Regions from separate parts of the Homo sapiens genome. Here region 2 is linked to region 1. A link is a loop called in an ENCODE intact Hi-C map of the cell type or tissue named here. Cell type or tissue: endothelial cell of umbilical vein. All regions are shown on one strand. Links, peaks and the distances in the headings refer to the core of each region. The heading gives the core; the rest is flanking DNA.

Region 1 (5,387 bases), core at 237-5,236:
CTTTGGACTCTCTTTGTTTCTGTCTACCTGCTTGTCTGTCTCCATCTGTTTGTCTTGTCCCTCAATGGAATGCTGTGATATTATGATATTCTGTCTTCAACTCCATGTCCTGACATACAACTCCTAAAATCCTTGAAATCTTCAAAGTGATAAGTATCTTTTTGTATCCTAATGAGATGACTGGTGGCTGGCAGCCCCTGGGTAGCTTCTGGATGGGGTCTGTTCATCAAAAAGACCAAGGCAGGATTAGAGGGCTGTGCAACTAAGTAGAATCACACAGTAAACTGCCGTTGATAATGTAGATGTCAGGTGTATTAATGTGAATAAAATGAAAGAATAGCCTAATTTAGATTTGCCCCAATAATTTGTGTGTGTGTGTGCGCGCACACGGGTGCACGCATCCTCAACCTCATGAGAGGGGAGAAGGGCTGAAGGGTGAGTTGATCACCAACAGCTGATGATTTAAACACTCGTGCCTATGTAATGAGGTCTCCATAAAGGCCCAAGAGAATAGGGCTCAGTGAGCTTCTGGGTAGCTGAACATGTGGAGGTCCCTGGAGGGTCACGTGCCAAGTGAGGGCATGGAAGCTCCACACCGTATGCATCTCTTCATCCATATCCTTTGTAATATCCTTTATAATGAACTAGCAAATGTAAGTAAATTTTTCCTGATTTCTGTGAGCCACTCTAGCAAATTAATCGAACCTTAGGAGAGGGGGGTCTTGGGAACCCAGATTTATAGCTGGTCAGTCAGAAGCACAGGTAAACCAACCTGGGGCTTGCGACTGGCATCAGAAGTGGGAGTCAGTTGGGGGACTGAGCCCTCAACCTGTGAAATCTGATGCTATCTCCAAGTACATAATTGTGTGGAATTGAACTGGAGGACGCCCAGCTGGTGTCTTCTGCAGAACTGATTGCTTGCTGGTTATGTGGGGGAAAACTCTCACACATTTGGTCACAGAAGTCTTCTGTATTGGTTGTTGTGGGATGAGAACAGAGGAAAAACAGTTTGTGTTGTTTTCACTAAGAACTGCTCTTCTCAGTCACTAGTATTTATTGAGCTTACATCTTAAAATCAGTATTCTTTTAGACACCACTGAGGAAGTAAAACATAAGATCTTATGGTCAGGCACTTTGGTCCACACCTATAATCCCAGCACTTTGGGAGGCCCAGGTGGGCAGATCACTTGAGGCCAGGAGTTCGAGACCAGCCTAACCAACATGGCGAAACCCTGTCTCTACTAAAATTATTAAAAATTTAGCCAGGCGTGGTGGTACATGCCTGCAATCCCAGCTACTTGGGAGGCTGAGGCATGAGAATCATTTGAATTCCGGAGGCAGAGGTCGCAGTGAGCCGAGATCACACCACTGCACCCTAGCCTGGGCAACGGAGCGAGACTCTGTCTCAAAAACAAAACAAGGCTGGGCGTGGTGGCTCACGCCTGTAATCCCAGCACTTTGGGAGGCCCAGGCAGGTGGATCACGAGGTCAGGAGATTGAGACCACGGTGAAACCCCGTCTCTACTAAAAATACAAAAAAATTAGCTGGGCGTGGTGGTGGGCGGTAGTCCCAGCTACTCGGGAGCCTGAGGCAGGAGAATGGTGTGAACCCGGGAGGCGGAGCTTACAGTGAGCAGAGATCGCACCACTGCACTCCAACCTGAGTGACAGAGCAAGACTCTCTGTCTCAAAAATATATATATATATATATTTTATCTGGGGGCATTTGTAGTCCCACATTATATGAATATAGAAATATGCAATATCTTATTTATTTTGATATTCTAAATAACAAAAGGAGGTAGTGAAATGTTGACACCTTTCCAAAAGGGATACACTGTTAAAAATGTTCAGAAACACTCAAGTCAAAATAAATAGTACCTATTTCTGGGGAAAAAGTAGGTACTAGTCACAAAATACAGACGAACAGAAGAGAAAAAAATGCTTCCAATGAGGGGAGATGGTAACAGTTTCATCAAATACTATAAGCTTCTTTGAGAGCAGTGCTTTTCATCTTTGGTCCTCGGGTTGCCTGGCACAGCTTGGGGCTTGTGGTGAAGGTGACCTATGACCACTGGTTTTTAATACTTACTGTGTACACTGTCAGAGGTAGGTGTGCCCCTACAACCCCCTGATTGTATCTCAGATCTTCCTTCATAGTGTGAAGGCTATGTAGCGAATCCCTCCTGTGTCCACTATGAAAAGTGAGCCATGGCTTCCTAAAGGACCAAAATCTCAGGAATTTTCCGACTGACTTCAATTCTGCTTCCCAGCAAGGCCTGGCTTAGCTCTGTTTTGTCACCTATTATATTTATATTGTCGCTTGGCCCAGGACAATAGGTATAAATAAGACAAGTGTCTTCTAAGTCCTGATTTCAAACCTCCTCCCTACTTCTCCACCCTCCCAAAAACATGGTTGAATAATCAACATTTCAGACTCATGGAGGAAGTCGATTCCACTGCAGGGTTAGTTACAGGAAGCCTTTGCCCTCCTAGGGATCAGAACCAAGTTAGCAGTGATTACCGTTTTAACCTGTTAACTATGGGATTTGAGCTCTGGACATAGCCGGGAGGATCTCAGAGTTCTATTTCCTTTTAAGAGTGGGTCTAGATTCCCCACCAGAGTCGGTTCTTAGGAAGGGAAGAAAATGGCAATATTTTAACTTATGGAACTACTATATGTAATTCCATCACTGGGTAAATGATTGGAAATACCAAGCAGCTAGACTTTGTTGATAAAAACCTTATAAATACATGGTGACATTGTGACAAAAAGGGGGCAAAGTTTATAGTTTAGAAATCTATAAATTAGTGTTTATAGATTAATTATAATAAATAAATTAGTGTTTTCCAAAATTAGCATGTTAATGGTAAATTGGGAACCCACATAGCTGTCTTAAATTTAAGTTGGTTTTGTTCTCTTTGTTTTTGTTAGAACGGGAAGTTTCTCTAGGAAGGAATGAGCATGTGATTCCACCAGCAGCCGGCAGGTGGCAATAGTAGGCAGTAGAGTGCTGGCTTTTCTTCCCCATTGCCTGGCTGGCAGATGGCCTTGTTCTCAGAATAAACTGGGATCAGATTTGGATACTAAAACCATGCAGAATCTGATTATTTGTGACTGACACTATTAGCAATGTGCTCAGAGCCGTGTTTTAACTCAGCTAGGGGGAGCTGCCAGGTCCTATTGAAACTACCCAACACTTGCTCCTTTCTGCTACCAGATATTGCTTTCCTTTTGCAACCTGAAATTGGTAGGAAACAAAGAATGACCTTGGAGTTGCATCATCTATGAGACTTTCAAACCAAATTATTACCATCCCGGGCAATATTTTTCTCTTGCACTTCTTTCCTGCTGAATTAGTCTCATTGCACACACATCTCTGTTTGCCTTTTTTTTTTTTTTTTTTTTTTGAAACGGAGTTTCTCTCTTGTTGCCCAGGCTGGAGTGCAATGACGCGATCTTGGCTTGGCGCGATCTGGGCTCACCGCAACCTCCACCTCCCGGGTTCAAGCAATTCTCCTGCCTCAACCTCCCGAGTAGCTGGGGTTACAAGCATGCGCCATCACACCCGGCTAATTTTGTATTTTTAGTAGAGACGGGGTTTCTACGTGTTGGTCAAGCTGGTCTCCACTGCCCGACCTCAGGTGATCTGCCTGCCTCGGCCTCCCAAAGTGCTGAGATTACAGGCGTGAGCCACCGCGCCCGGCCCTCTGTTTGCTTTCTCGGCTCCCGTTTCTCCTTGCAACAAGGAGCAAAATAAAATCCCACATCTTAAAAACTGGATCCATTGTTTGATTTAAAGATTAACCTCGCTTAAATGTTGTGTTTAAGCAGACACAACAGAAGATAACTCAGTCCTGCTACCTAGAAAGTTGCCCTGCAAGGTCTTCAGGACTATTGATTAAGCAGATAAATCAATTATCTTGTTAATTGAATCTTAAGAGTCATTTAATCGATCCTTTTAGACCATACTTGAATGATAGTATATGCATGTGTTTTGCTAATCAGTTTATTCTAGACACAGGGCTCGGGGTTCATTGACAGCAAAAATAGGGAGATATTCTAAATCAGTCCTTGCTTAGCACAAAGCAGTAAGCAGTTTTTCCCGTGGTTTCATTGATTTTTGTAAAAATACCAAAAACTTGAGGTTTTTAAGAAAATACTTCCATGTTTTTATTTATTATGTAGAATATTAAAAACTTAATCTAATCTGAAAGGTGAGGATTTGAAGAAAAAAGGTAGATAATGCAATGGTAAATGTATCTTTATTGACTTAATATATCATGTTTGCTCTGATAGTAAAAGAACCACCCAGATGGTCCTTTAATGTTCCTTTCAGTACTAAGATTTTGTGAAACATCTTTTAAAGAGGAGTAGGTGGTGTATGTAGGGAAAAAATAAATGTGCTATTTTGGCTTCTAGGGAGGAGGGGGAGGGAAGCAATTATTTTTAGAATATGTTCTAGTTGCACACGGTTTTAGAAGAAATAGAAGAGTGTGTTTTAACGACAGTGAATCCTTCAGGGGGATGAAGTCTATGGAAACACGTCTTTCAAATCCTTCCCACCATGATCCCAGAGAGGACACTTGTAATTAAAGTGTGTGTGTGCACATGTGCATGTATGCACACTTATGTTCCCACACAAATGTGGGGGAGGGAAGTGGCAAACGCATGCACATGTTAGCAAAGTTTCTTGGATTAAAAAGTACTTAAGTTCACTCTTTATGAGAAAGTGCTGCCAAATTTAGCATTCCTTATTCAGGGGGAGCTACAGAGGGAATGTAGCTGAACGTAGAAAAAGGTGAAAGAAATAATGAAATCAGTTAGAAAAAAAATATTGAGTCACACTATTAATATAATACCAAGGGGTTAAATGGGTAAGCTAACTGGAATGTTTCCCCCAAAGTTAAAGCAGAAAAGTTTTAGTGCTGAGCTCTTTACCTTGATTTTTTCCCCTAAGCATTACATAATTTTCTAAGCAGAATTTCTTGTGATAGAAACCATGATAAATAATGTACCTACCTGTGGTGTAGCCCGAACTTGCTTAACTGAGTCCCAAAGGAATTTGTTGCCGTGGACGGCCCTGTTACGTGGACTTTTTGCACCATAACGTTTCTACCTTTTGGATCATACTAGTGGTTTGATCAAGTCTATCAAACAAACATCATTCACATTCTAGTCTATAGACAGTATACAAGCAGTAGGTGTTCAGATAATTTTTTGAGATGAAGTCTCGCTCTGTTGCCCAGGCTAGAGTGCAGTGGTGTGGTGCGATCTTGGCTCACTGCAACCTCCGGCTCCCGGGTTCAAGCAATTCTCCTATCTCAGCCTCCCAAGTAGCTTGGACTATAGGTGCACACCACCATACCCAGCTAACTTTTTTTGT
Region 2 (5,379 bases), core at 1-5,000, 580 kb after region 1:
TATTCAGCAGACAGAGGAGAAGAGGGACTTTTCCTTCATGGATGTCAGACGACTTTGGTAGGCTCAGCTATAATAGTTTGCAAGCTCGAAAAGTGTCTAATGGGGGCAGAAAGGAGTTATTCCTAGAGGGTATCCCTGGGGAATATGAATCATGATCATAAAGAGATGAAAATGTGCTTATCCAAACCCCTTAAAGGGCAAAACCTGAAGAAGTAGGCTTATGTGTGAAATACAGGGCTCAATGAAACACCTCTTTATAGGTGGATTCTTGGAGAGGTTGTTGAATTTCCATTGCTGAATATCATTAAAATGACAGGAAGGTTTTGGGTCTGGGATATTTTGAATACAAACTTTTGGAAATAAAGGAAAGCTGAGTACTATTTGAAACTTCCTCTCCAATTCTGTTAGCTAATGGTGACTATACACCAAATTTCTTTCTACCTGCTTTTCCCTGATTTGCTGTATATCTTGAATCACAAAGGATAATTAAATTATTACCTTTAACAATATTTATTGCTTGACTACAGGTTTCATACTAGTTGATAATTTGTTGTGAAGTGGGTCACTAATAATAAAGTTACTACTGACAGAGTATTGACTTTTGGGATGTATTTACTTTGAAATGTAAAGTAGAATAGTTACTATAATTGTTCTTTTTACTGACTTGCATTAACCATGCTTTTTTCAGTGGAAGAGAAAGAACTTTCAGGAAAGGAGTCAGGAATTTTGAATAACTCAAGTACATATATGAGAGTGCTTCCTATCCCATATATGGAACCTGATAAAAATGTTGAGAGCCACTGGTCTAATCTATATCTATAGTCTTATACATTCATGCACTGTGCTTGGGCAGACACCCTAAAAAGATAGGATTTCACAATAGCGGTTGACTCAGGGAGCCTAAGCCCAACCCCTGAATGATTATGAAAGAAGACCTATTAACAATAAAAGTCCTTTTCTTATCATACCCAGAGTTCTATGGCCATTTTTCTACCTTTTTTTTTTTTTTTGAGACGGAGCCTCGCTCTGTCACCCAGGCTGGAGTGCAGCAGCACAATCTTGGCTCACTGCAACCTCCGCCTCCCAGGTTCAAGCAGTTCTCCTGCTTCAGCCTCCCGAGTAGCTGGGATTAAAGGCGGGCACCACCACGCCCAGCTAATTTTTTGTATTTTTAGTAGAGATAGGGTTTCACCATGTTAGCCAAGATGGTCTCGATGTCCTGACCTCCTTGATCCACCTGCCTTGGCCTGCCAAAGTGCTGGGATTACAGGCATGAGCCACTGTGCCTGGCCCATTTTTCTGCTTTTTAAATTTTAAGTAAGCACATACTCTATACCCATCTCTGAAATTCACTCCTCTTTGTCATTCATGTAATTGGATTAATGAGCTAATAACTTCTCTCTTTGGTGGTATCATCATTTTTATTTTATTAGATTGTGCTCGACAAAGGGCAGGTGCTATCTATGTACAATTAAATGTGTAGTAAATCCACTCAGATGACAGTGTTCTAACACTAGTCCTAAAGATCTCTTGCTGATATTGCTCACTTGAATTTGTCACTACAGCTTGGTAGAACTTGACTTCTATAGGTTTCCTTTCAGTTTTCCAGCTAGATATTTCTCTGAATAACACAATATTAGCAATTTCACCGTTTTTTTGGGGGGCGGGGGGTGTATGTGTGTGTCATTACCCTGTCTAATTAACTTCTACCTTAAAGAAAAGTGTGAAAAGACAATATACGTTCTCTTATTTTTGGCTGCTTCCTCACATACGATTATGTTCTATCTCATTTTCTCTATTCTTATTATTTTTTACTCCTTTCGATTGTTTCTAGCATTTTGGAATCGGTACATCCTTTTCACTACTAAAATCTTTCATTAAAAAATTTGGCTGCTCATTTTCATGTACTTCTCTCTGTTGTGGAAGCATCTTCAATATGTACATGCTTTTTGCCATTCAAAGACTCCGGAACCTCTGGCATGATTTATTTTTGTTGCTATAAAACAGACAACATGTACTGCGATGCTTGTCTAAAAATGTTAGCATCTGCCTGCAGTTGCCCTGTTTTGACGCTGGGTGGCCAAAGCGCATAAGGAATTTGAAGCTCTGTCTTAACTTTTCAAGCAACATTTTGACAATGTTGAATGAAGGAAATAATCCTATATCATATTAAAAGTGGGCAAAAAATTTGTAAAGGAATCTATAGAGAGTTTGGATGGAGGAATTTCAGAGTTTAAACTTAAGCTTTCTGGAAATAATTAAATCACAACAATATGTCAAATGAAAAAACAATGAACTGGGAACTAGAAAATAAGAATTCTTGTTGATGCTCTTGAGGGAAAATAATCTATTTGTAAATCTGGATGCCTTTATTTATTTATTTATTTATTTATTTATTTATTTAGAGACAGAGTCTCACTCTGTCACCCAGGCTGGAGAGCAGTGGCGTGATCTCGGCTCACTGCAAGCTCCGCCTCCTGGGTTCACTCCATTTTTCTGCCTTAGCCTCCCACAGGCGCCCACCACCACGCCCGGCTAATTTTTTGTATTTTTAGTAGAGACGGGGTTTCACTGTGTTAGCCAGGATGGTCTCGATTTCCTGACCTCGTGATCTGCCTCCCTCGGCCTCCCAAGGTGCTGGGATTACAGGCGTGAGCCCCTGCGCCTGGCCAGATGCCCTTATTTTTTAACTTAATTGCTTGGGCAAGTTACTTAATCTTTAAGCCTCAGTTTATAAGTCATAAAATGAGATAATATCTATCATATAGAATGATTACAAAAACAAAGAGATAAGTATTAGTTTTCTTTCCCACTTTTGGTTAAAAAATTGTAAACATCGTCCTCTACTTAGTTTAGTTAAAACCAGTCTTCAAAGTGCAGTTAAATAGTTCAGTGGCTCTCACTCCCCTTCTCCTCATTTTTAGCCCTGAGGATGAACATAATTAGGTATTGCTAATATCTATTTAGCTAGCAAATAATACAGAGGAATAGGACTTTGAGCTAAGCTCCTCTTAAGAATGGTACTGAAAATTGACTTTCACCATGGTTTGTACTTTCAGAATGTACTTTCACATGTGTATTAGTCCATTCTCACATTGCTATAAGAAAATACCTGAGACTGGGTAATTTATAAAGAAAAGAGGTTTAATTGACTCACAGTTCAGCATTGCTGGGGAGGCCTCAGGAAACTTACAATCATGGCAGAAGGTGAAGGGGAAGCAAGGCACTCTTTTCACAAGGCAGCAGGAAGAAGAAGTTTTGAGTGAAGGGGGAAGAGCCCCTTATAAAACCATCAGATCTTATGAGAACTTACTCACTATTATGAGAATGGCATGGAGGAAACTGTCCCCATGATTCAGTTACCTCCACCTGGTAATCCCTTGACAGATGGGGATTATGGAGATTATGGGGATTGCAATTCAAGATGAGATTTGGGTAGGGACACAAAGCCTAACTGTATCAGCATGTGAAGTCTTTGATTTCCTGCTGAAGTGGAAGTCTGTTTGTTTTCAAAAACCTTGTGTTGGGGAAGTGGGTAGAGGAAAGAGGGCAAAAAGAAATTCAGAGGCCAAAAGCGATCTTGTTAATCTAGTAAACCAGGCAGAAAGAAAGAGGATTAGAAGAAACATTAATTGTCCAAGATGACTACCAGCATGACAAAGTCAACAGAGAGATAACCTGGAGCTGGTAGTGTTGACAGGAGGCTGTGTATCACACCTCAGGTGGAGACTGAAGGAGGACTAATTCTGGGTAACCCTTATGAAAATCTTATGGCTCAAGACAGTCAATAAATTAAGTGAGATAAAGTTTTTAAAGACCTGGATTTCCTATGTCATACCAATGGATATTTTTATGATGGAAGAGGGGAATATTAAGTAAGACAATATCTTCAATCCTGATAATCCTATCCTCTAATCGGTACTTCTGAGACTATTCTATTCATTATATGGGCCATTAATTTCCTGATAAATTTGGAATTTATCAGTCCCTGCCTAATCCTAGCCCCATGCTAGGTATTCACAATGATTTTATAGCTACTTACTTGCTGCCTACCAAGTTGCAGAAATCCTTAGATCTCAGCCTACCATGTTATAAAGAGCCTTTTTTTTTTAACTAGAAGTGGTGTCTGTAAATAGTTTTCTGCTGCCTTATACTACAGAACTAAAATGTCTAAAAGACCAATATTCATAGAACCTAATGTTCAGCCCATTAATTCATGGGTGCAAACTGTTAAGTTCAATTAAGAAACAGCTTTTTTTTTTCTCCTATTGCCTGAATGTCTTAGGCCACTATCTTTTATGATGCCACTTGGTTCATATGTCCTTGACCCCTGAAATGATAGAATTGCTCCTTGACTATTTGATGACCTTTCTCCTTTGTCTGCTGTTCTTGGTCACATAAGCTAGCCTCCTATTTTCAGAATTTTTCAGACAAGAAGCAGGCCCGTTTCTCTAATTTCAAATTTTACCTCAAACTACTAGATAAAAAGGTTAGATTTTCCCATGGACTCTTTCTTGTTCTGGTCTCTGAATTCAACAAGCATCCAGCCAGGGAATGAGACCAAGATTGCCCATCTCACTTCATCCTCCTTGTGGCAGACCTCAGTGTTCACAAGGAATGAGGATGTCTAGATATTAAAGACCTGGGATTGAAGGAGGATTAAGCCCAGTGCCGAAGTTACCTGACTTACCACAGGGAGGGCCCAGTACTGGGTTCAGCATGAAGCTGATGCTGTGTCTCTTTCATACCTAGATACTCTGGCAATGTGGGCACACCTTGGGGAAAATGTCTACGTGCTTGTAACTCAGATGAGTTGATCATGAAGAGCTGGGACTTCTGGAGTCTAGGGCTTATTTTTCTTTGATCTTTGATTGAGTATAACATTGTGGAGAAGTGGAACATCCCCTGTACCCTAGGAACCACTGTGGTTCAGATGTTGGAGAAAATTGGACTTCATTTACAATTCTAAAATGAGGTTTAGTGCTAAAAAGTTCATGGAAGCAGCTAAATGTAGATAACAGAAACAAATGGGTGGGCCTCTGGAGGTCAGCAAGACAAAGGAGACCATAGGGGTGCATTTGAGCTTCTTGTCTCGTGTATGTGTGTGTGTGTGTGTGTTTGTGTGTGAAAGAGGGATAATTTTACAGACCATGTCAGCATTTTTCAAGATTTCCAGAAACCACTTGGGACTCTAGTAGCTAGGAGAATGTAACTCTTAGGATCAGCAGTATTGAGGCTTAAAGTCATTATTATTGGATATTAAAATAAATGTGGCCATATATTTTTCCCTAATCTTGTAAATTGAAATATATTAATTACTCCTTCATTTATGTCTGCAGGTTTACTATGTGAAACAAAGATGTACATCACTGTATACTG

Evidence for each region. Peaks named below come from ENCODE experiments on the same cell type or tissue, not always from the same donor. Only the 100,000 strongest peaks of a DNase experiment are listed, where the experiment ranks them.
Region 2: a loop joins it to region 1, with 9 times the contacts of the local background. A loop is called at or near these places in 2 of 110 quality-filtered maps.

The regions. Positions count from the first base shown.
Region 1 is chr12:62,791,765-62,797,151 of GRCh38, reverse strand. The region is part of intron 3 of PPM1H (protein phosphatase, Mg2+/Mn2+ dependent 1H); the gene reads left to right. Among named protein-coding and RNA genes, the nearest start is that of PPM1H, 140 kb to the left of the region's middle. In endothelial cell of umbilical vein, for the core only: a CTCF peak has its summit at 3,000 (motif pointing right); a DNase peak (open chromatin) is centred at 3,051.
Region 2 is chr12:62,207,211-62,212,589 of GRCh38, reverse strand. It overlaps a transcript of TAFA2 not described here. Among named protein-coding and RNA genes, the nearest start is that of TAFA2, 17 kb to the right of the region's middle. In endothelial cell of umbilical vein, for the core only: a CTCF peak has its summit at 2,060; no DNase peak of the experiment used is centred there; H3K27me3 peaks cover 140 bases.